Linked DNA regions of Homo sapiens: region 2 is linked to region 1. A link is a contact called in ENCODE Hi-C data. All regions are on one chromosome and are shown on one strand. The core of a region is the stretch at or near the end of the contact, and the rest is flanking DNA. Distances in the headings are between cores, read along the strand shown. Region 1 overlaps CACNA1C (calcium voltage-gated channel subunit alpha1 C). Region 2 holds the start of CACNA1C-AS1 (CACNA1C antisense RNA 1).

Evidence for each region. Hi-C counts contacts between places; a loop is a spot of excess contacts on that map. Pooled maps may share reads with other maps.
Region 2: a pooled map shows a loop between it and region 1 (9-fold over the local background). The contact joins the promoter of CACNA1C-AS1 here to the enhancer-like site in region 1. A Hi-C loop is called at or near these places in 2 of 37 single-sample maps with no recorded cell type and 3 of 50 pooled maps.

What each region holds. Positions count from the first base shown.
Region 1 is chr12:2,383,889-2,386,588 of GRCh38, reverse strand. The region is part of intron 3 of CACNA1C (calcium voltage-gated channel subunit alpha1 C); the gene reads right to left. Among named protein-coding and RNA genes, the nearest start is that of CACNA1C-IT3, 120 kb to the right of the region's middle. Within about 2 kb of position 1,305, at least 7 of the 41 ENCODE cell types and tissues checked have a DNase peak (open chromatin) inside an H3K27ac peak, as active enhancers do.
Region 2 is chr12:2,689,901-2,692,600 of GRCh38, reverse strand. It overlaps CACNA1C-AS1 (CACNA1C antisense RNA 1), which reads left to right and starts at 1,444. Exons shown (of 4, transcript NR_045725.1): 1 at 1,444-1,532; 2 at 1,622-1,794; 3 at 2,391-2,461. It overlaps CACNA1C (calcium voltage-gated channel subunit alpha1 C), which reads right to left. Exons shown (of 47, transcript NM_000719.7): 47 at 1-1,701. The coding sequence ends at 1,402. RefSeq lists a silencer at 715-984.

The DNA.
Region 1 (2,700 bases), core at 56-2,555:
TACTGAGCTGAGTTTTGGAAGATGAACAGGTGCTTGCCAGGCAGACAAGGAAGTGACAGGCATTCCAGGCAGAAGAATCAGTGTGTCTAGGAGTAAAAACACAGAATGAGAAATAACATGGCACTCGTGTTTGGGCCACTGCAGTTGGTTGTGTGTGGCAGGACTGAAGAAAGTTGGGGGGAAGAGGAGAGTTTTTCTAAGAGATGAGGCTTGCTCAAGAGGCAGAAAGAGTCAGATCCTGGCTGGTGCTTCTCAACTCTGCTGCTCATCAGAATCAACCGGAGGAGCTTTAAAAAAATCATGTAAATACCTGAGCCGCAGCCAGTGATATCAGTGTTTAATGACTTGTTGGGGGGCAGGGGCTGATTTGTAGCATTTGCCAATTTCTATGATGTAAATACTCATGCCATGGTCAATTTCAAGCTACCAATGGGATGTCACTGACTGCAGAGTTGGGAGGAGATGTGTAGTAGCACACCATTATATAGTATTTCCACCCAGCAGATACAATCAATAGAAATTACCTCGAAAGGTAGTAAAGGCATCAGGCAAACCTGACTTTTGAGTATGTATTACCTTTGTTTTTAACATAATGTACTTACTTACAAGTTTGTATAATTTTTAATAATGGTCATTTAACAACCCACTCATAAGATTCCTGGAAGCGATGGCCTCTCCTGAGTCGCTGGGGCTGGTTCCAGCTGTAGGACACCACTGGCCCCACCCAGGCCCACTCTATGGAGTCACTACGGGTGAGACCCAGGCACGGGTAATTTTAAAAAGATCCCAGGTGATTCTAATATACACCCAGGGGTGAAAACCACCTATTTGTAGCCCATGTTAAGGAGTTTATAGTTATCCTAGGGGCCACTGAGGCCATTGCAGGATTTCAAGACTTTTAAACAGAAGCAATTTTACCAGGTTTGCTTCTTAGATGGGTGAGGCAGCCACAGAGTGACAGGTGAACTAAGAATGGAGGGAGGCAGGGGGACCCGTCAAGAGACTGTTGCAAATTTCCAGGCAAAAGCTGCCAGGGGCCTACCTAAGGCTACAGAGGGAGGGAGGTCATGGAGAGACAGCAGCGGGTCCTAGCTGCCCTTGGGTGTAGGGGTGCTAAGTGGATAAGGTGAGGGGGATACAGGAACAATTTTAGTTGCTGGTGGAGACTGAGAAAGTTGAGGAAGTTGTTTTCTGATCACCTCATTTTTTTTTTTTCCTATCAGAACTAGGTGATGAGGTTCCGTTGCCGGGAGAGGGAGGCAGGCATCAGAAAAGCCTCTGGCCCGGCCGTGCAGTACCTGGCTGTGTGCATCTGAGGGGGCCGGTCTTCCTGTCTATAAAGCCAGGGAGCTCAAGCAGATCCCTCTGAAGTCTCTTCCAGCATGGAGACTCTGATTCCATCACACTGGCATTTGCTCATGTTTTCACTTTCTTAACTTCCCCGGTGACTCAAATTACAACTTGTTATGGGTATAAAGCCTCATTTTCTCTGGGAATCTGGACTACGTCTTTGTAAGTCTTCAGCTCGGGGCAGGCAGTTTCAATCCTTGGGGAGCGAGCACTATGCTTACTTCGCTCTCATCTCCCTCCTTTCACGGTCAGTTGGCTCCCCTCCCTGAGGCTGACCACTCCCAGCCCCTTTCCAGATGGCGTCTAATAAAGCCGAATGGGACAGAGACGTACCTTCTGGATAACTACGCATGCAGTAAATTCTAGCAGACCAAAAAGTAAAAAGATTTGCTAAGCCAAGGAGTGGGCTTTGCTCAAATTGCAAAGGAATTTCTCCAAAGGCCTCTTGCAATGCCTTGCTATGGAGTTCATCTGTCCCTGCAGTGCCTCTACTGGTACTATACTATGCCACGGTGAGGACCAAGACTGCAAGAGGCTGGAGACCCAGGTTGCAGGTTGCCCATGTGGCTTACTCTCCCTCCACCTCCCTTCCCTTTCACTGTTGCTGCTCAGAGAAGGAAAAGTGCAGGGTTGTCTACCAGGAAAAGAAAAATAGGGCATGTACACAAACGGAGAAAGGGAGGCTGGGGTTGAAAAAGAGTCATGAACTGGAGAGACTGACCATGGGCTTTTGTTAGAAAGAAAAAAAGGAGACAACAACAGGGTGCCAGGAGACCTCTAATTGTGCTCATTCTTGCTAGAGTCCTTCATGGACTCTAGGCTCAGTTCCGAATCCACGACCAAAGTAGATGAACTTGGAGTAAGATCCAACAACATAAGGTGATTAGGGTCAGAAAGAACAACTTGCACAGAAAGGGTGAAAGACGCACAATGTGTAACCTGGAGGAAAGACAGTAGAAACAAGATGTAACAAACATCTTCGAGAATATGAAGAACTCTTACACAAAGACAGTACAGTAACCCGCGATTCTCCGCCAAGGAGCATGCAGATGAGTCACCTGCGAGAAAACTTGAGTGCAACAGTGTTTCTGGTGGCACTGCTGCTAACCTGGGTGGTGTGTGATCCACAGAAGGAAGGCAGCTTGTCTGGAGGGTTTTAAAAATCAGAGTGGTCCTTATCAGTTTGCTGAGGTTCAGATGAGGTTCTCCATGTAGGGGTGGCAAATGCATTCACAACCTCTCAAGTACCTTGCACCCGGAGGATCTGTGATTTCCCTGCTCATTAGCACCTTTGGCAGAAAGGGAAGCCAGGATGAAATGCTAATCAATTAGATTTCCTGCTCATTAACA
Region 2 (2,700 bases), core at 195-2,694, 310 kb before region 1:
TTTTGCATATCTTGTGGGACAGAAAATGCAAAGAGTTACTGATTCCCGTTTCAGAAGCAGAGACAGTGGTTTGTTTTTGCTTTCAAACGGCCCCAGATTCAGATCTTCCCACAGCTAAACCAGAAAGGGGGGACTGCGTAGTCACTGGTGTGCACGGGCACATGGTGTGGGTGCATATACACGGGCAGGACATATGCACACAGACAACCCACCACACACACACGCGTCGCACACACTCGGAGACTCTCTCGCGCATGCTCCTCTCTCCCAAACCCACCTGTACACCCAGCATAAAAAGGAACCCAACTCTATCACCCACATGTGCAAGACCACATCAAGTGCATTGCCAGTTACCTTTCCATTAGATAACCGAACCAAACCAGAACAAAAATAGGTTACTACCTAAGGAAATGATAACAAATTATTGGGCATACACAATGGTTGGTAAAACTCTCCTGCAGCGGCTTCTATTGAACCTCCGTGGAAAAAGGAAACCACAACCGTTTAAATAATACAAGAAAACCAAACCCGATGTACATTGGCAAAAGTGAAAACAGAAAGGTGAGGGGGCTACAGGACTTTGTAAACACTCTTCTTCCTCCCCTCCCGCTGGGAAAGCAAAATAAAACATTTAAAAAAAACCAAAACCGAAAAGAAACTGCAACATGCTGTCAAGAAAAGTGTCAAACCACAAAACAAAAGAGCGCTCAGCGGAAGCTCAGCACCACCTGGTTGGGCGGAGCCGGCGGCGCAGCTCCTCCCTCGCGCTGCCTGCGGGCCGGCGGCTGGCCGGGAGCTCGGCGTGGCCCGTGCCGGTCGGGGGATCCCGTCGCAGGTGGGCAGGGACGGAGTGAGCCGCACCACTGCCGGCCCGACGCCCATCCCCAGAGCTCCGCGCCCCTGGAGGCCTCCTCCTCCCTCTCCGGGCCGGGTTGGGGTCCTCCTGGAAGTCCTGCCCCGCTCCCTTCTCCAAATCCGCAGGGCCCTGGCTCTAGGGAGACAGCGAGGCTCGTACAGAATATGTGCAAATGGTTTCTACAAGCAGAGTCGAAAGACACCCGTTTGCTGTAGGGTCCTTTTGGTGAGGGCGCGCGGGAAGCCGGGGTGCTCTCCCCGCGGAGGCGCGGCCGGGCCCGGGGCCTGCGAGCTGGGAGAGGGCAGGCGCCTTCCTCGCGCCCCGGGACCCTCGCCGCCTCCTCTCCCCGCCTCTGCAGACGCAGCCGGGCGCCTTCCTCCCGGAGGGCGGCTCGCGCACCCAGGCTCCGCGTCTGGTCCCAACAGAAATGAATGAAGACGCTGTTCCGGTTAACTCCAGGTCACGAGAACAGTGAGGCACTTCTGAAACGAACCCATTAGGAACATTGAAACAAATAAAAAAAAGCCCGCATCTGGCAGCGCCCACTACAGGCTGCTGACGTAGACCCTGCTGTCCTGGAGCTCCTCCTCACTCGGTCGACCCCGCGCGCGCACACAGCCCGCGTCCTCTTCGCCCCCGGCTCGGTCCTGCCCCGCGTCCCTGCAGTTCACAAAGGGTAAGAGGGCGCCATTGGGGCTCTGTGGGGCGCCCCCGCTGAGGATGTTGTCGGCCGCGCTCTCCATCTCCTCTATGGTCATGTCGCAGGCGTCGGCCAGCTCCTGGGTGGTGACCTCGATGAACTTGGGATCTTGAGCAAACTGCCCCAGTCCTTCTGAAATCAAGACCTGAAGGAGCGGGGTGGGAGCCATGAAGAACCAAAGGAACATTACTCCTGGAGCCCAGCTCTTCCCTTGAGGGCTAGAGCGAGGGGGTATCTGGTAGGTCACTTGGGGAAGTGTGCGTGTGTGCACGTGTACGTGTGTGTGTTGGGAGGGGCACCCATGGGGAACAAGTGGAGATGGAGCATCTGCCAGAATTAGGGATGTGCAGGCCAGAGAAGTTTTGGCTGGGGTGGTCAAACACTGTCATCAAATATATGAAGACTTGCTTATGGCCCAGCACGGTGGCTCACACCTGTCACCCAGCACTTTGGGAAGCCCAGGCAGAAGGACTGCTTGAGCCCAGGAGTTCGAGACCAGGCCCAGGCAACACAGGGAAACTTCGTCTCTACAAAAAATTTAAGAATAATTAGCTGGGTGTGGTGATGCACACCTGTGATCTTAGCAAGGCCAGAGACTGAGGTGGGAGGATCATTTGACCCCAGCAGCGCCAGGCTGCACTGAGCTGTGATTGTACCACTACACTCCAGCCTGGGTGACAGAGCGAGACCCTGTCTCAAAAAACAACCAAAACAAAAACCAGAGAAGGTTTGGCTCTCAGAGGGGCCGGGGGGTTGCCCTGATGCTGTATCAGCAGATCCCAGCCTGCCTCTCTCCTTTCTGACACCCACTGAACCTTTATACTATTCTTTCAGAGAAACCATTCTCCCTGGTGAAACTGCTGAGACAGGCCCACTGCCCATTGCCTGCTGCTGCCTTTCCAGGGGTGAGGTATCTGTGCAAACACGGCGCATGCCCCTGCCTTGCTTCTGCTGGGAAGGGCCAGCAGGTGACCCTTAAGCTTCTCTGTCCTCCCTACCGGCTGCTTAGTGCCTGGCTATGGGAAAATCGGCTCCTGAGCCAGCGGGTCGGGGGAAGCTGAGTGCAGCCTGGCACTCGCTCCTTTCAGGCATCTGTTTGTCTTGCTCCTTGCCCACGCCACTCATTCTCTCCTTGCCCTGCTTA